Regions from separate parts of the Homo sapiens genome. Here region 2 is linked to region 1. A link is an interaction called in ENCODE POLR2A ChIA-PET data of the cell type or tissue named here. Cell type or tissue: CD4-positive, alpha-beta T cell. All regions are shown on one strand. Each heading gives the region's core, and the rest is flanking DNA. Links, peaks and the distances in the headings are about the cores only. Region 1 holds the start of CDK19 (cyclin dependent kinase 19). Region 2 holds the start of TRAF3IP2 (TRAF3 interacting protein 2).

The links. Peaks named below come from ENCODE experiments on the same cell type or tissue, not always from the same donor. Only the 100,000 strongest peaks of a DNase experiment are listed, where the experiment ranks them.
Region 2: POLR2A ChIA-PET joins it to region 1 with 13 read pairs; 3 of 35 experiments call an interaction of 5 or more read pairs at or near these places.

The regions. Positions count from the first base shown.
Region 1 is chr6:110,809,920-110,819,691 of GRCh38, reverse strand. It overlaps CDK19 (cyclin dependent kinase 19), which reads left to right and starts at 4,223. Exons shown (of 13, transcript NM_015076.5): 1 at 4,223-4,683. The coding sequence starts at 4,556. It also overlaps a transcript of AMD1 not described here. RefSeq lists enhancers at 3,923-4,002, 4,576-5,128, 5,363-5,472 and a silencer at 4,643-4,952. In CD4-positive, alpha-beta T cell, for the core only: no CTCF peak of the experiment used is centred there; DNase peaks (open chromatin) are centred at 3,741, 4,201 and 4,981; H3K4me3 peaks cover 2,707 bases; H3K27ac peaks cover 1,925 bases.
Region 2 is chr6:111,597,888-111,607,659 of GRCh38, reverse strand. TRAF3IP2 (TRAF3 interacting protein 2) reads left to right here and starts at 1,782. Exons shown (of 9, transcript NM_147686.4): 1 at 1,782-1,884. It also overlaps TRAF3IP2-AS1. RefSeq lists enhancers at 186-818, 1,664-1,713, 2,004-2,073. In CD4-positive, alpha-beta T cell, for the core only: no CTCF peak of the experiment used is centred there; DNase peaks (open chromatin) are centred at 1,729 and 2,349; H3K4me3 peaks cover 2,285 bases; H3K27ac peaks cover 1,361 bases.

The sequences.
Region 1 (9,772 bases), core at 962-8,961:
AAGATGGAGTCACTGTGGTTCAAATGCCTGACAGTTATTTCTATCTTGATGCCCCCATAGGTACTTCCAATTCGACATGCCCCAACCAAGCTTATCTTTCTCTCAAAAATTGCTCCCATTCCTGTGTTTCCTAACTTTCTGAAATTTCTACCATATTGCTGAAGTCAAAATTCTCAAAGTTATCTTGGATTCTTCCCTCTCCTTTAGTCCCACATTTAATTAATTACTAAGTCTTGTTAAATTTTACTCCTAAATAATTATAGTATGTGCTTTTTTCTTATAGTGCTGCTCTTCCGTGGTTCAGATCCTTGTTTTTTGTTTGTTAGTTTGTTTTGAAACAGAGTTTCGATCTTGTTGCCCAGGCTGGAGTGCAATGGTGCAATCTTGGCTCACTGCAACCTCTGCCTCCCAGGTTCAAGTGATTCTCCTGCCTCAGCCTCCTGAGTAGCTGGGATTACAGGCATGCGCCACCACGCCCGGCTCATTTTGTATTTGTAGTAGAGACGGGGTTTCTCCGTGTTGATTAGGCTGGTCTCAAACTCCTGGACTGAGGTGATCCGCCCACCTCGGCCTCCCAAAGTGGTGGGATTACAGCCATGAGCCACTGCACCCGGCCCAGATCGTTGTTTTTACCGTCCTATTGCAATAGCTTCTTTGCTAGTCTCACCTTCCTCCAATTGAACCTGAACACTTTTGTCAGAGAATTTGCTTAATACTCAGGGCTGATTATAGTTCTCCTTAGCTCAAAAGTGTGTAATAGCTTCCTATTGCCTACAGAATTGAGAAAAGAAAAAAACTTTCATTTGAGGAATGTGAGGCCTTTTAAATTATAAGGCACAGAGAGACATTAAAATAATACAGGAATTAGGCTCGCGCCTATAATCCCAACACTTTGGGAGGCCAAGGTGGGCGGATCACTTGATGCCAGGAGTTCAAGACCAGCCTGGCCAACATGGCAAAACCCTGTCTCTACTAAAAATACAATTAGTTGGGCTTGGTGGCACATGCCTGTAATCCCAGCTACACAGGAGGCTGAGACAGGAGAATCACTAGAACCCAGGAGGCAGAGACTGCAGTGAGGTGAGATCGCGCCACAGCATTCCAGCCTGGGTGACAGAGCAAGACTCTGTCTCAAAATAAATAAATAAATAAATAAATATATATATAAATAAGATACTGGAATCAGGTGATACTTTCCCCTTGAGCTATGTATTCATCTCCTGAAATGCTTGCTATTGCCACAAGTAGCTACAAATTAATCCAATAATGCTGCACCAGATGCTATAACCCACACCCTATATCTTAACAATGTATAGCTCATTCATTAATCAATGTTATTCCTGTAAACCAATGAGAATTCCTCACAAACAACTTTGAGCCCACTTCCTATCCCCCTTTTTTTGCCTTTAAAAATCTACTTGCAACTGCTCCTGATTGGAGTGTACATTCAGGGCAACTTGTATCTATACTCCTGGGTTGCAATTCTAAAGCTTGGCTCAAATAAACTCTCTACTTATATTAATTTTGCCCCAGCTTTTTCCTTTTAGGTCGACAGAATAATGAAACCTAAAACCTCTCCCTGACATAAATAGCTTTTCATAATTTGACCTCTGCTTATCTGTTTAGTATTTTCTTATCCATTACTTTTTCCTGTCTTAATCTGTAATATTCAAACTAGTTGCATTTCTCAGAATATATGATGTTCTCTCATGATTTATGTACATGCTGTTCTACCTGAAATAATTCCTTGTTTCTTGCTCTTCGACTTGTCCTTCAAGTAAAGGCTTACTCATGCTTTAAATTTTGGCTCTCACTCAGCAGATGGGGCTGGAGTGAAAAAAAAATTTGGCTCAAACCTACCTACTTCATGAAGTCTACCCTGACTCACTTAGAACCCCGCCTATTCTACCAGTGCTCTTTTAAACCACAGTTTATTTTTAATTTGCTTGCATATTTGTTTTTTCAGGTTTAATTCCCCAATGGAAAAAGACTAATTTTTTTCCTGCTATCTCCAGCAGTTATTATAGTGCATGGCAACAAGAGCAACTGAGATTTTTCTTGATTAAAGATACCATTTTTTTTTGAGTCGGGGTCTTGCTCTGTTGCCCAGGCTGGAGTGCAGTGGCATGGTCTCAGCTCACTGCAACTTCTGCCTCCCGGGTTCAAGGGATTCTCCTGCCTCAGCCTCCCGAGTAAATGGGACTACAGACACATGCTACCACACCTGGCTAATTTTTGCATTTTTAATAAGAGGCAGGGTTTCACTGTCTTGGCCAGGCTGGTCTTGAACTCCAGACCTCGTGATCCACCCGCCTTGGCCTCCCAAAGTGCTGGGATTACAGGTGTGAGCCACTGCACCCAGCCTGAAGAGACTCAAGGTCTAAGGAAGTTTTCCAGGAGTGGGTGATGTAGCAAATAAGGTAAATCATTCCCCCTCCCACTAGTTTTCCAAGTTTCTTTCAAAACCTAGCAGGCAGTTCACTATTCTTTCCTTATCTACCACTTTGGGTAGAATTGACAATTCCCTTCTTTGTCCTCCTAATGAATGTGTTATGTCCTATCCTAGCACCAATCATGTTTAAGTGTGTATCCCAAACATTTGGGACATTAGGCTCACCATTACAGGGGAGGAAACCCTCTTAGGTTCTTCAGCTGGTCTATAAACTAAATTGATACCAGTCAGGTTAACAGGAGAAAAAGTTTTAATTACGTATGTATGCACAAGAGTCCCACAAAATATGAGACTCAAAGAAGGGCCAGATGTTTGACACTTATATTACATCCTGACCTCAAAAAGGAAGTGGGGCCCGGCATGGTGGCACGGACCTGTAATCCCAGCTACTCAGGAGTCTGAGGCAGGAGGATCCTTGAGCTCAGGAGTTGGACGCCAGCCTGGGCAACACAGCAAGGCCAGTCTCTTCAAAACAAAAGTGGGGTTTGGGGCTTCCAGGAGTGGTGGAGACAAGTTAAGAGAGGATAAGAGGAAAAAATGTCTAAGGTGAATAAAGGTTGACTTTTATGCAGATAAAAGTATCTCAGATGATACAAGTTGACTAGCAGCAGCTCTCTTTCTGGTAAGATTCCTTTAATTACGAAAATTTCCTTTAGAAATGTAAATTTCTCTTTACAAAGGAAGAGTTATTCTTTATTTTAGGCAGTAGTGGGATAAGTGAAGCATTTTCCTGTGTTGGCTGGATCTTAATTTATTTTGCTAAAAGACATCAATATGCCAGAGTGGCGTATTTTGGGGTGGCATATTCTGGACTCCTTCAGTTATAATTTGGGGTAGTGTGTCCTGAGCCCCAACACAATGAAATCAATCAACGTTCACCCTAACTAAAGGGGCTTTCTTAAACATTCTAGAACCTCACATCATGCATAGACCATAAAAAATCCTTTACAATTCAACCCAAAGGATCGTAAACGCGGCTTCCTCCAGGCACTTTTAATTGTCCTTAGACAGATGGCCAAAGCCTGGTTATGGGAACCGCATATGCTAAGAGAAAGCTGACTACAGCGCCAAGAAAATGATGATTGGCTGCTGGGGCTCAGAAGTTGCATGTTCTCCTCTGGCCAAGGCAGGCTCTAGGAAACTGCTGAAGGTTCAGTTTTTGAAATACGGTTTTTGCATCGTAAAGAAAAAAGATCAACCTATCAGGAAGAACCGAGCACATCCAATCACCAATCAAGAGCGGGAAAGAAGCCAAAGCCTGGGGATACCCACGCACCAACGAGGACGTCATTCTCCAGCCCCCGCCAATGAGCAGCGGGACGGGGGGCGGGGCAATAGGCGGACCCACTGCCCTAGAAAAGAAACAAGCTGCGGTACAACTGTCCTCACCAGCCCTCGCCTCCCGAGTCACTGCAGCCAACCCTTCAGCAAGGTGCTGATTTAATGCTTTCCATACTCTCTGCGTGGGGCTAGTTACAGTGAAGTATCCCCTTCCCACTAGAGTAAGGCACTTCTTTCCAGTGTCTCCCCGAGAACCGCAGAAAGCACACTGGAACTTCGAGCTTTCTACCTTCACAGGAACCGGGAGCCGTGCGCTACCTGAGGGGGAGGGGCGGCCCTGGTACGCAGGCGCGCATGCTTTGTGGGGGCGAGGCTGTGGTGGCCCGAGGTAACCTGGGAGCTGTATTTCTTACGCCGGCAAAACCGCCCAGGCCGCTGAGGCCTTCGCGACTTCATTTCCCAGGAGCCTCCGCGACCATGGGGCGGGCCAGTGAGTTCGCTAATGAGCTCGAGGAAGCCACGGCGCGGCCCACCAGGTTCCAAAACAAGGAAATGAAGGAGGGAGGCGGGACTGGGGGTGCCTGCGGGAGCCGCCGCCGCCGTCGCGGAGGAGGAGGAGGAAGAGGTGGAGGAGGTGGCTGCTGTGGCCGCCGAGGAGTCCCTTGCTGAAGGCGGACCGCGGAGCGGCGGGCGGCGGGCGGCGCGCGCGCGCGCGCGAGAGGCGGCTGTTGGAGAAGTGGAGCGGCGGTCGCGGGGGGAGGAGGAGGAGGGACTGAGCGGCGGCGGCCCCCGCGTCCCGTGCCTCTATGGGGGAAGCAGACAATGGATTATGATTTCAAGGCGAAGCTGGCGGCGGAGCGGGAGCGGGTGGAGGATTTGTTTGAGTACGAAGGGTGCAAAGTGGGACGCGGCACCTACGGTCACGTCTACAAGGCGAGGCGGAAAGATGGGTAAGAGCAGGGGCGGGAGGAGTAGGCTCGCTCGGGTCCTCGCCCTGCCCGCGACCTGGCGGGATGGGTGGGTCGGATCCCAGTCGGGCCGTGCCCGAGGGGCGAGGCGGAGGGGGTCGCGGGGTTGCGTCCGGACACCGACTCCGAGGGGCGCCCGTTCCGCCCGCCTCCCCCGCGCGGCCCCGTCGCGTACCTCGAACTCCCGCGGCGCAGCCCGGTCCGAGGCGTCGGTCCCGTCCCAGAGGGGCGCCCTCCGAGTGCTCGGAGACGGCGGGGGGACTCGAGTTGGGACCGCGGTGGAGGAGGAGTTTGTGGGGTCTAGTCTCTTGGGGGAACGCAGCGGGCAGGCAGAGCTCCGCTGCGGAGTTGCCGCTCCGGCCCTGGGTAGTGACGGTCGTTGTGGAACTTCCAATCGGCTGAGCGCCTCGCGGGGGCGGCGGTTTGAAACCTCGCCGGGGAGCCTGTCGGGCGAACGCGGCCTGGGGTCCTCGCCAGCCCCACGGCTCTGACCCGCTGGGCACCGCCGCCCCCAGCAGCGATCTCCGCCCTTCGGGCTGGCCGGCCCGTTGGCTTCTCTATGCAGTCCTCCCATCCCTGTTGTATGCCCGGCGTCCCGGGTTTCTCATTCTCACATTCTGAATTGCGTACCTTCCCCCTTCGAAGGAGACCTGATGGGCTAGCTGCGTTTCGCAAGCGGCAACTTAAGAGTTGGCTGAATTCTCTGCTACCCACCCTTTACCTTGCAGCCCCTTGGGTATCTTGGGTATTATGTCCTCCACTCCATCCTCTGCCAGATGACTGTGGGCTGGGGCTTATGGAGTACCTATATTATCAAGAACGGAATACGAAGTGACAGAGCTGGGCCTGAACCTTTGTTTTCCTAGGAGTTGAGGGAGAACTGTAGGAACACCTTGGGAAGCCTTTACTGGTTGTCCTCTTAAGAAGAGCTGGATAATGTACTGAGAATACCTGTCCTTTCTTGGTCCTGGAGGGCAGACAGCAGCTACAGCAGGACTGGTGGAACCAGCTTCCTGGCAGGAATTACCCTCCCCCAAAGCTAGGGACCCAGGAAGATGCCCTGTCCAGCATAGACTTTAAAGAGAGTCAAACTCTACGGAAGAGGATTGTAACGGACCATTTCTGAATAAAGTGATGATCAGCCACAATGACATTAGTAAAATTTGAAGTGCCGCTTATCTTTGTGCGTGCTGTTATAATTTGATGTGGTTGGTATATGAACTCTAGGACTAAAGTACGTTGTGTGCGTATGCACTAACTTCATAAAACAACTCTATTATAAAGTGTTTTGTCATAAGGTATCGTGAAAATTGCAAAGTGCTATCCAAGTGTAAAGGATTATTATTATTGCAGAATTTTTTTTTTCTTTTGTAACTGAACAGGCCTTAAGGTACTCAGTTGTTTCTCATAATTCCTTTAATTACCAGGTGTCCTTGAATGCTTATCATGGAATGTGAGATACTATAATTAACATATTTTGGTTTTGGAATATCCACTCCACCTGTTATACTAGTGTTCTTGTGGGAATTTTATCAGTTATATTTGGGGAAAGCACATCCAGTTTTCCGTTTGGACATTGTTAATAAATCTGAGGTGGGTTTTTCCCATACTCCTCATGCTAACTTTGTGGTATACTTTTGGTTTTAAAAAATGTATCTTAGTGTTTTTTTTGTTAAAATAGCTTTCTTTTATTAGGGAACTTTTGAGAAGTTAAAAATTCTGCTTCTGAATTGTATTTGAATAGTATGGGCTTACAACAAAAACCAGATAATTCTTGCTTCTATTCTTTTTGAATATTTTTCCCCTCTAATAAAGTACTTGATTCGAATACACTTCCTTTTTGAGTGAAATTTGTTAATTAGAATTAATAAAGCTTCTTTACTAGAGTAAGATTAGTTTGTGTGTCTTCAAAATATAATGCTTTTTTTCTAAAAAAAAAAAAAACCTCTCAGGATCTGAAAGCATTAGTTTAAATCACTGTATTACGTATAAGAAAAACCGTAATAAAGGCTTTTTTCCTGGATGAAAGATCTGGTTGAGATTTGCAACTTTACAGTAAACACCCACGTCTCTTGTGGGTTGGTAGTGGGATTAATTTTATGTTCATTGATACCAGCAATTTGAAAGAACATCTGTGTCCTTTGGGTTCATGTTAAATTTTTTTTTTTTTTTTTTTTTACTGTTTTAAACAGTGGGCAGATTTGCATAGTAAAGGATTTTACACTCCGATCATGGTAGATTACAGTTTAGCTCTTTCTAGATTTTATTTTGGTTAACTCAGAAAATGCATAATGCTATTTTAGGGAGCCAGAAATCACATAGGTTACATTAAAGATAAATGATTCTGGTATATATAATGTAGTATATAACCAAAACATTGTTCAGGTCTTTAGAAGAAACATTAGAAGAAATAAAATATCATTAGAAAAGTTTAATACTACAGTTAGCAAAATGTTATTTCCCTTGAAGTATGACTTTAGGCAATATTAATTATATCACAAATTTATAAGAGGCTGGAAATGCAAGATTTACATCTGAGTTTTTCACCTTTAATTAAAAATATTCTCTGGGTCGGGTGCGGTGGCTCACGCCTGTAATCCCAGCACTTTGGGAGGCCGAGGCGGGTGGATCACGAGGTCAGGAGATCGAGACCATCCTGGTGAACATGGTGAAACCCCGTCTCTATTAAAAATACAAAAGGAATTAGCCGGGCATGGTGGCGGGTACTTGTAGTCCCAGCTGCTCGGGAGGCTGAGGCAGGACAATGGCGTGAACCCGGGAGGTGGAGCTTGCAGTGAGCCGAGATCCCGCCACTGCACTCCAGCCAGGGCGACAGAGCGAGACTCTGTCTCAAAAAAAAAAAAAAGTTATTTGTTCACCTTTTTGTTTTGCAGGAAGAGAGGCTTTTGACCCAACTCTCCTTTTTATTTAATATTTATACTTTTGAATATTTTTTGTAGAGACCGGGTCTTGCTGTGTTGCCAGAGCTAGTCTTGAACTCCTGGGCTCAAGTGATCTTCCTGTCTCAGCCTCCCAAAATGCTGGGATTACAAGTGTGAGCCATCATGCTGGACCTCCAACTCTCTTTTACTTTAAAAAAAAAAAAAAATCCGGTTTAAAAGTTGTTCTTTTTTTGTTTTTTCGTTTTACAGACAGGGTCTTGCTGTGTTGTTCAGGTTGGTCTTGAACTCCTGGCTTCCCAAAGTGCTGGCATTACAGGCTCATGCCACCACACCCAGCCAAATGTTACTCTTGAAGAGAAACAAGTTCAGAATATTTCTGAACTTTTTAATACAAGCAAGAATTCATAAAATAAATTTTCTTCATTATTAAGAAGTCGCACATGACAATTTATGGTTACAAATTTCAAGACTGCATTTTTCCAGTTAGAAACATTTAAAAATTTGATCGATAAAGGAATATTGTTAAAAAGTTCTTTTGTTGGCCGGGCGCCGTGGCTCACACCTTTAATCCCAGCACTTTGGGAAGCCGAGGCAGGTGGATCACCTGAGACCAGGAGACCAGCCTGGCCAACAAGACGAAACCCCGTCTCTTCTAAAAATACAAAAATTAGCCGAGCGTGGTGCCTTGCATGGCTGACACAGCTTACAGAGTTTGTTTTGTCAGGGTTTCAAATGAGTGGTTGATGACTACATAACTTAATGTATGTCATGAAATTCTTCACAATGAGTACATGTAGATGCATATAGCTAATAGGTACAATAGTATTTGCCTGTGTTTGATGGGTTTTTCACAATCGGTTTGTAGTTAGATTATTGTATTTGCATTTTTGTTGGACACTTACAGAAGATTAAAGATTTGTCAGTATCATCAGAGGATTAGAACTTTCCAAAGTTTTAGATCATCTAGTTCAATTTCCTCTTTTTACAAATGAGAAACCTAGAGCTTTGAGAGGTTAACTGTCATGCTCATAGTGTCACAGCAGAGATAGCCTGTAATCCACATCTAACTCAAGAGTTCTTGCATTTTCCTTCCTAATACCATGGGAGGAAAAACAAAAAAAGGCCATCTTACCTCCAGTCTTGATAACTTACTGTATAAACCTTTTTGCATGCCAAAAGTGCATTTATACCAAAAAAAAATATGGAAAAGGGAAATTATCACATATACAGGACATTTACAAAGTGGGAGTGCAGGACTGTAGATTCTACTACATGTAGCTGCTGCTTTTCTTTTTTCTTTTCTTTTTTTTTTTTGAGATGGAGTTTGCTCTTGTTGCCCAGGCTGGAGTGCAATTGTGCGATCTCAGCTCACTGCAACCTCCGCCTCTTGGGTTCCAGCGATTGTCCTGCCTCAGCCTCCTGAGTAGCTGGGATTACAGGCATGCACCACCACGCCTGGCTGATTTTGTATTTTTAATAGAGATGGGGTTTCTCCATGTTGGTTAGGCTGGTCTCGAACTCCCAACCTCAGGTGATCCACCTGCCTCGGCCTCCCAAAGTGCTGGGATTATAGGCGTGAGCCACCTTACCTGGCCATGCTGCTGCTTTTCATCTGTTTTTTTCTTCATCCTCACTGTCAACACTTTTGGCCATTATTTCTGATTTGGATAGTAGCTGGTTGGTCTCTCACTATAGTCCAAGATCCAAATTGCTGCTAGTGTCATTTTCCTATAAAATCAATCATGTCATATCTCTTTTTGGAAAGCTATACGTTTGCTATGGCTTATACTATCAGATCCAATCTCATCTCTTTCTCTTCTCTCCTTGCATGATTCATACTTGAGACTTAGATCCAATTTTAATTCCTTAGTTTGTCATGTAAAGACATTTACATTCAGACCCTGAAGTCTGTAGTCTTTATACCTGCCACCATTTCTTTTTTCCAGTTGCATTTAAGCTATATACTTCTGTAGCATTGAACTCGTATTTTCTGGTACTTAAGTCCTTTCATGTCTCATTTTCTTTGTTCTACATTCACTTTAGAATGGTGTTGCTGTGCCATTCTTCCCTCCCCCTTTTCCCTTATCCTTACAAACCTGTAAAACTCATACTTCAATACCCAACTCAAATAGCTTTCCTCCTTGAAGCCTTCTCTTAATCACTCGGTG
Region 2 (9,772 bases), core at 1,116-9,115, 790 kb before region 1:
GACCAGGAGTTCAAGACCAGCCTCAGCAACACAGGGAGACCTGTCTCTAGAAAAAATTTAAAAATTAGCTAGGTGTGGCGGTGTGCACCTGTAGTCCCACCTACCCGGGAGACTGAGGCAGGAGGATTGTTTGAGCCCAGGAGGTCAAGGCTGCAGTGAGCTATGATTGCGCCACTGCACTCCAGCCTGGGCAATAGACTGAGACACTGTCTCTTAAAAAAAATCGATATACATATCTATGTGTGTGTATATGTCACATATATTGGCAAAAAATAAGATAATACTTTTAGTTAAATAATATCTCAGAGCCACTTTTTCATGTTAGTGGCTCAGATAATACATACATATTGATGATTTTTAATAGCTGCATCATTTTCTGCAAACCAAATGCAAACAACCTGTGTATACTGTGTTAAAAACAAGCTGCATTTTCTCTGCTTGTGGAATGTTGAGCAACCTGCTTCCTGTATCCTGCTTGAGCAGAACCTGGTACAATCTGAACAGGGATGCTCTGGGGCCTGTCCCCTTGATGAGAGTAGAGAGATAGCCGGCTGAGTGGACTGACACTTGGACCCCTTCAACAGGCAGACAAGTCCAGCACCAGGAGCATGGTGTGTCTGCCCAGGGCGCCCAGCTGGCCAGTGACATGGCTGAGTTCGTACCCAGGTCCTCCTGACTCCAAAGCTCCAGCTAACACTGCTCCCATTACTGACTGCTGCCCCGAAAGGCAGTTGTCTCTCTCTCTCTCTGTTCACATCGCTGGGTATCATCCTGCCTGCAGCGCTCCTTCATGCAATAAATTCTGCAGGCTACTGATTAAACAATGGGAAGGAAAGGGGAGAAAAAAAATCTTGAGGTCAGGAAAATGCAGCCAGAGGAGGTTAGTGTGCATGTGTGCATGTGTATGTATGTGTGTGTGTGTGTTCTTAAAATTAACCACTTTTTTTGTGCCTGACAATAGGGTGGTGTGTGTGCACAAGCCACAGGCATGTGTATGCTGTGTGTACACGTGTGTCCAGGAGCATGGTCAGTGAGCCCCCCCCCACCCCCCCAGTGGTTATGGGCAGCAAATACTGATTTTTTGGGTTTTTTTAAATTTTTTTTTTGAGACGGAGTCTTCGCTCTGTCGCCCAGTCTGGAGTGCAGTGGCGATCTCGGCTCACTGCAAGCTCCACCTCCCGGGTTCACGCCATTCTCCTGCCTCAGCCTCCCGAGTAGCTGGGACTACAGGCGTCCGCCACTACGCCCGGCTAATTTTTGTATTTTTTAGTAGAGACGGGGTTTCACCTTGTTAGCCAGGATGGTCTCGATCTCCTGACCTCGTGATCCTCCCGCCTCGGCCTCCTAAAGTGCTGGGATTACAGGCGTGAGTCACCGCGCTCGGCAATGCTGATGTTTTAAGCAGTTAGAGGAGGTGGAAGAAGCTCGACTCCCTCTTCTTCCCCATTATCTGCCCACAATCCCCTCCTTTGGAGCTGCTAATGATTACTAATTCTTAACATTCGAGTTCAATCTCCTCCCGGAGACACCCTCCCAGGCGAGGGCACTGCGACTACACTGAGGTTCTGCCCACTCCTGGGCAGCTTCTTAGCTGGGTGGCGAAAACAAAAATGCCGCCTAATTGGTCACTGGCCCTTTCTCATGAATGAAGGAGGTTTCTGTTTTAAGAAATAAAGTGACTCCTCAGCCGTTGATTCACTGCCCACAGGGAGATTTTGAGCAGAGGCTTCCTAGGCTCCGTAGAAATTTGCATACAGCTTCCACTTCCTGCTTCAGAGCCTGTTCTTCTACTTACCTGGGCCCGGAGAAGGTGGAGGGAGACGAGAAGCCGCCGAGAGCCGACTACCCTCCGGGCCCAGTCTGTCTGTCCGTGGTGGATCTAAGGTAAGTTATTCGGAGTTGCCACTTGCCTGGTCTTATTTCTTCACCTCTGACCTATTTCCCAAAGCACGCTGTTTCTCCTTTACTGAAACATTCTGCCTCTACTTTCCTCTGTGTTCGTCTCCCCTCCTTTAACTTGTTCGCACAGAGACCATCTTAGCTGAGAAAATGACAGTGAAGTTTGTGCTGCAAGGATGTGTTGCTAGTATAGTATTTCAGGCCAGCGAGCCCCGCCGGGTTAACCCTTTGAGGAGAGGAGGCTCGCACACGGGGACAGCTCGGAGCTGCCTGGGAACCATTCGTTTGGGTACTTAGTGTCCCCACAAGTTTCTCTCAAGAATTCAAGCCCCACTTCTCCAAAGAGAGAGCCAGGGATGGCAAAGATTAAGTAATTGGCTTTCAGCCCCAGAACACGTCAGTGGCAGTTTTCTCAATCCTTGTTTCGTGCAGGGGGGAAAAAAATCAACAGCACATTTTTGGGCCAGGAAGTTCTGCTGAGCTCTGTGCTGGCTGTGAGCCGCCTCCCGGCCCCTCTCCGCAGCCGCCCTCCAGCCCTCCCAGCCTGGCGCTGGACGGAGCCTTTGGGAACAAGGGGGAGAAATGCCAGAACTTGATCTTAGAAGCTAATCAAGCTTCTTGTGACTTTCAAGTTCAAGATGGTATCTTAGAATAGGGGGATTTTTTTTTTTTTAAAGGAACAGGAGAACAAGAGGCCAAATTTTTTAAAAGGACAAGAAACTTGGTTTCAAGTTCTTCACTTCTTGTGGTTCCATGACTTAGGCAATTCACTCTGACTCCACTAAGCCTGGATTTCTTCATCAGTAAATTGATGGGGGGTGGTGATCTAACATGAGTGTGTCAAATTCCCTTATAAAACAAAGCCAGGATAGTCCCAGAGGGGTAGTGGTAATGGGTGGTCTTCAAGACTTGTTTTGTTTACCGATTATTCACATATTTTAATTTTACCTCCCACTACCAGTTGGTTACCCCCTTGAGGAAAGGACTTTGTTTCCTGATATTTTTCTACCTCCCAGAATCCAGCATGCTACCAAATGCCTAGTAGGTGCTCACCCCCCTTCCATGTCAACTGCTTTGATTTCTGTTTCACTCGTCTGCTCTCAAGGCAAGAGGTAAAGCAGCAGTCAGGGCGAAAGGCTGGGAGACACGTGTCTCTGCGGGAGGGCTGCCTGGAATTGAGGCCTTATTACTGGCTCTAGCCAAATAGGAGAAAACAGGGAGTTTCTCGAATTAGTTCATGTCCCATTTGGGTTACCCAGGAAGGATAGTCTGTGCTATTGTCCACAGAGTCAAGGCAGGCCAGAGAACTGGCAGACAAGCCCAGCTCCAGAAGCCAGAGTTACTGCTGTAGCTGGACCTGGAAACCACTCCTCAGCTGGACCAGTCACTGTGTGTGGGGCCTTTAATGGGAGGGGAAGGGAAACTATGAAACACATCCTAATACCATGTAAGGGTGATGACTGTGATTAGAGACATTATTAGATGGCGGATACACAGAATCCTTAACTTTTTCCAGACCGTGACTTAAAAAAAAATTGTCATTGTTTCTTTTTGGCAATTACTTGCCATCAATACAGTTCAAACAGGCCCTAGCTGACTGGGATGGGCTGGTGCAGGACTTTTGGTTTCTGTGGGATGTCCTGGTGTAGTCCGTGTCATGTTTTTAGGCATTTCTCTCTATTCCCCTGGGATGAAAGGACAGGAATTTCAAGATATTTCACCTGCAATGAGTTCCTGATTTTATTTTCAAACAACGATGCACCATTATCTGAAAGCAGGCTAACTGTTGTGCACTTGCCAGCCTCGCTCTAATCCTTAAAGGCCACACACCACAGTCATTCTTAATCTGCTGCTGCAGCTACCAGTCACTCCATGATGGAGCATCAAAAGATGGATAATGTAGTTACTCTGCTCTGTTCCTTGCATGGGGTGGGTTAAACAGAAGTGAGGTCTGAGTAATGTACCAACATGTCGGATAGAAAGGTTCTTAACTCAGGGTTACTCATTTTTGGAAGGTGTAGAGACAGGAAATGTTAAAGCCTGCTTCTCCTGGGATTAAGGAGTTAGTGACTTTCAAATGCTCTGAAAAGAAAAAGAAGAGGAGAAGACAGTCATATCTGCAGGCATTCTTCAACAGGCATTCAGAAAGATTATGGTGGGGTAGTTTGTCTAAATGAAATCTTTGTTTTACACGTTGTAGAATGGAAATCTCAGGAATATCCTGAATTCAAATCATTTTTCTTCTGCAGGCAATTTTAAATTAGCTTCTAAAAACATATATGAATTGCAGGCAACTGCTGCAGAAAAAAAAGAGTGAACACAGATGAGGCATATTCAACTTTAAATTCCTTTCAGATCCAATGAAATGACCCCTAATGTTTGATCACATTTCCTTATCAAAACAATCCTGCAGTCTGAAGGATTTTTCCATGAGAAAGTGTCTGAGGACTGGAATCAAGAAGCTGCCCCCCGGGCCTCTCCTGTTTCTTCCCAATGCGTTGTCACCAAGATATTTTTAGTTCATGAAACTCAGGCTGTCCTTTCTCCCACTTATGGTCTTTGCCTCCCGTGCCCAGCAGGCCTCCTAGAAGCACACATGTGCTTGGCTGTGACTACTCAGCTCACTCTGTAGCTGTGTGTGCACGCCTTGTGTGTGTGTGTGTGTGTGTGTGTGTGCACACCTTGTGTGTGCACAGACCTTCCCGGATACCAGGAGTTGTAGACTGGCTGAAGAAGGGTGGGCTTCCATCCATGGGGTGATCCTTAGGTCTGTGCTGGTTTGGCTTGGTTCCCTGATAAGGCAGCTGAACTCAAGCCCTTTAGGAGGGCCAGGACTGACCGGAGCTCCCAGCCTGTGCCCCTCTCCTCGCACCCCACAGGCCGCACCCCACAGACTGAGGCTGCCTGGGGTCTTGGCAGCTCCCTCAGCAATGAGGGATACTTGCTCTCCGCTGCCTCATTGTTTCCCTGCAGTCAGGATGCCAGTGTTTTTTCCCTTTCCCCTTCCCAGAGTCAACAGGTCTCCCTCCCCGCTCTGAACTCTCTTCCTACTCTGAGCTGTCTGTCCAAACTCTTCCTGGCCTCCCAGCTTACCCTATGACACTCTTACCTTTCACCTATATTCATTCTTTCCCTTCTCTTCCAACTGCCCCTTCTCATACCCAGCACTACATACAAATTACAAGTAAATAAGTGTCTCTCCTACACCAATAAAAGGCAAATACAAAAAAATCCTTCAGCGTTTCCCCACTTTCCTTACTTCTCTTCCGTTCTCCTTCCTTCCTTTCTCTCCCTTCCTCTTCCTCTCTTGGTTTTTCCTTTCTACCCCTTCCTCTCCTTCACTCCGTGGCTGTGGCTGAATTAGGGATCACACATGTGCTTAGAGAAACCATCTTATCTGAAGAAACAAAAAAACAAAAACCAAAACAATGACAACGACAGAAAAAAAAAAAAAACATGGGCTGGTTTGAGGTTGTTCTCTAAATGTTTATTATAACTTCTAATGTGATGGAGTCAGTGTGTTCCCATTAGTCCTTCTCCTCCTCATTTAGTAGCTCAGAGGAGTCCCAGAGCAAACTTCCTCAAATCAGGTCGGTTCATACTGCACTGCCTTCAGCCTGATGTGAGTCTTACTGTGCTGGGTTTATGTCCAAGGGCCAGTAAATATTCCCTTCCTTCCAGGGCTCACCACTGTTTCAAATCCTCTGGCAAGCCCAGTGGAAGAACTTCTCTGTATGGGAAATTCAGCAAGTAAACTTGGAAGTATTTGTTCATTGGAGTTTGAATCTGAGCCAAACAGTTCACTCAAAACCAACCTTCCACTCAGCAAACCAGTGTTATGAAAGTTTGCATGCATTTGGGCAGGAAACAAAGGACATTAATGAGTTTAAAGATTTTTTTTTAAATCCATGACTTTTGGACATTTATTAAAAAGATTACTCTCTGGGGAATGAAGTAAGGCCTTGGGAATCTTGTAATTGAAAGTTTCTGATCCGAAGTAGATCTCAGGATCCTCCCAGCTGTAAATTTATAGATTTCTTTTTAATGTCCACCTGAAATATTCATGCTGTGTGTCTCTAGGACGCTTCAAACCTATTCCTGACTCAAAGAAAGCTTAAGAAAAAATCCAAGCAGTTGTGATCACCAAGGCCTGATTATGGAGGAGCTGTTAATATGGTTTATTAATTACTCAGGCTGCTCACTCCTGTCCTTCCTCTGTTCCTTGCTGTGCTATTTGTCTTCTTCTGGGGACATAACACCTTCATTAAATCCCATCCGTCCTTGCCTTAGAGTTGTCCCCTGGAAGATAGCTCCCCTCTAGATGCATCACCATTTATCATCACCCTTTGTTGGTGCTCTGTCAACCAGTTTTCAATTTATTTTGAATTCAGTTAATGATTAAAATTTAATGAGATCCAGTCAAATGCTTTTCTCAAATCAAGATGCCTCTGCAGCCTCATCTGTATCCTCTTGTGATGGCGTGAAGGAAAGCCATGGCAGATTTCCAGCCTGGTGATGCTGTACAGAACACAGGTGGCCTGCTTCCATGCCTCCTCAGCTTCAAGGTGAATGGCTCTGAAGCATATTTATTACAGAATCTCCTAGGGGTTATGTGGCTTCCCCATCCCCTTTCTTCCCTCCCAATAGCTGAACCAGTCAGTGCTCCCAACCGAGATGCAAGCGGTTAAGTGCACAGGATCTGGTGCCAAACCGCTTATATTTGAATCACAGCTCTGCTACTTAATAGCCATGTGACCTCGGAAAAGTTACTTACCTTCTCTATGCCTTGCTTTTCCTGTCTGTAAAATGAGTCTGACAATAGTACTTAGGAAATTAGAGTGGGTGTGAGGATTAAGTAAGTTAATATATCTATCACACTTGGAACAGCATTTCCCACGTAGTCACCATTCAATAAATATTAACAATGATTGCTAACAAAGAGTAAAGTTCCTTAAGTATGTCAGTTTCATTAGGTTTGTATTTTGGCTTATCAGTGTACAATCTATATCAACAGTAAACTACAACCCTAGAGCCAATGGTTACCATGACCTGTTTTTAGCACCAGCCTGTTGCTCAGAATGGTTTTTATATGTTTAAAGGGTGTCTTTTCTTAAAAAAAATAAAAATAAAAAAGGAGCAGAATATGAAACAGACACAGCATGTGGCCCATAAGGCTTAAACTATTTACTATCTGTCCCCTTTGCAGAAAAAGTTTGCCAACCCGTGATTTATATGGTTTAATGGAAAGAGCTTGGAGATCTAAAGGCTTGATTTGGCTTCACCCATCACTTGTTAAGTGACTATGGAAAAGCTTCTCAATGTGTCTAAGCCTCTGTAAAACAGGAATGGCAAAGTGGTAACACGTACCCTGCTTATGGCCTAGGCTTGTTTTAAGGACCAAACGAGATGATGTGTATCAAATGTGCCGGAAATGACTCATATATACACGTTTGTTAAAAAGATATGGTCTCTATACATTAGCTTCATAGAATAGTATTAGCACCTGGGTGTAAAACCAGGGAATACTGTTTTTAAAAAGAGAGCTCTGAAGCCAGATAATAACTGCAGTTGTCGTTGCGGTAAAAATAACAAAATGGCCATTGCTTTTTAAGAGCTTGATATGTGCCAGGCTCTACATTCAACACTTTATTTACATCTACTCTTTATCCTCACCACACCCCTATGGAGAAGTGTTGCTATTTTCCCTATTTTGCAGATGAGAAAAGTGAGGCCCAGAGACGTTAGGTAACTTTGTCAAGATCACAAATCTAATCATGCAGCTAGCCGGCACAGGGAGAATTTAACCCTAGGGAGTCTGAACCCAGAGCCTGTGCATTTAAGTATTGCATATGTTCCCACATCCTAGGAATATGTGTTGATTTAGGGTAAGCCCATCTGGAAGGCAGAAGCCACTGTTCACTGTGGATGTGGGCATGAAGTCTGTTCATGTGTGCCCTGGGAGAGACTTGCTTCCCACACAGGCCACGGTGGACTCTAACGGACCTGAAGAAAGGGAGGCAGGCATGATGGGAGGAAAAGCTTTTTGGTGAACTCTGAGATCAGAAAGGTAGCGCTGTGAAGACTAATAGGCTCTGTTTCAAAAAACTAGTAAGTTAAGGAAGATTGTGCTAAAAGAGGAAAAGATTGCTGGGAACAGACATGAGCAAACAGTTGGAGGCAGCTCAAGGGGCTTGACTGAGAGCTGTGTACAGAAAAAAAAATTAAAAAAGAGAGAGGGTGAAGCATGGGAAAATCTGTCACTGGGACACCAAGGGAGCATTGTCACATGGACAGCAAGGGAGCATTGTCACATGGACATCAGGGCTGCTGACATCTGGATGTGACATTATTCGCAAAACTAGGCAGCTCGGGGCAGAGTAGAGAAGCCCAGAGAAAGGTATCAGGCCCGAGGAGGCAAAAAGGAAGACAAAGCAAGGGACCTGGAGAGAGAAACTGACATATTTGAGGGAAGATGCCCATCAGATCCAAGAGCTAGAACCACAGCTCACAGTCCAAACGGTGATGAGAGTCCAGAGATTAAAAGCTACTGTCAGGCTGGGTGCAGTGGCTCATGCCTGTAATCTCAGCACTTTGGAAGGACGAGGCAGAAGGATTGCCTGAGCCCAGGAGTTCGAGACCAGCCTAGGCAACATGGCGAGACTCTGTCGCTACAAAAAAAAAAAAAAAAAAAAAATTAACCAGGTGTGGTGGTGCATGCCTGTGGTCCCAACAATATGGGAGGCTAAGGTGGGAGGAAGACCTGATCCCAGGAGGGCAAGGTAGTTGTATGTCCCTGGGAATCACCTCTGTACCCAGCTCATGCCCACCCATGCTTACCCCAGGCACATGTTCTCACCCTCTGCTGAAAGGTTTTTGATATTTGAAGAGATATGTTCACTGTCTCCTGGGCGGTGTCATGAGTTCCTCATTCGCATTGGTTCTTAATCTTTGTGAGCATCAGAATCACTAGTGGAGCCTTTCCTTTTCATTTTTTATCTTTTAAGTCAAAATAGATGCACTTGTTACAAAACTTAAATAGTATAAAATGTTCTGAAAAGCAAACCTCTTTCCTACCCCATTCCTAGCCATCCAATTCCCTTCCCAGAGGCAACCACTGTTCCTCATTTGAGATGGCAGATATACGACCTTATATCATACAAATGATGGCATACCCTACACACTGTGCTACTCTTGAATTTTTTTAACTTAATAAATCTTAGAGATAGTTCCATTTCAGTTCACACAGCCCTTCCTCATTCTTAAAGGATGTGGAGTGCTCATTGTACAGATATACTACAGTTTTAAAAATCAGAACCTTTAGACATGTGGGTTGTGTCTGGTCTTCGCTATTATAAACACTGCGGCGTTGCCTGTCTTCGTAGCCTCTTCATTTCATACAAGATATACATATCTCTGCAGGGGAAATTCTTAGAAGTGAAATTACTAGGTCAAAGGGCATAAGCTTTTAAAATTCTGATAGTTATTGCCAAATTGCACAGATCACATTTCCCTTGGCAAAGTATGAGAGAACCTGTTTACCTGTGAGACTTAAACAAAAATACACTAGTATTTTACATACAATAAACAAAAATACTCAGAGGCCCTGGGTGTGGGGCCTGGGCTCTGTATTGGGAGCCTCAGAGAGGGGTTCTGAGCCAGGAACTCTCCTGGGCTTCTTCGCCCTCCAGCCCCGCTCTCCCCCCAGGATTTGCTGATGAGCCTGAGATGACCCAGGGCACTGCCAGCATGGGGGCTCCCAGGGTCCTAGTTGGCAGGTCTCCTGTTCCCCTGAGGAGTCAGTGCTTGCTCCCTGGGTCATGGCTGGAAAACAGGGCTTTTCCACTTCAATCCAGGCACCGCCCTCTGGTAGAGA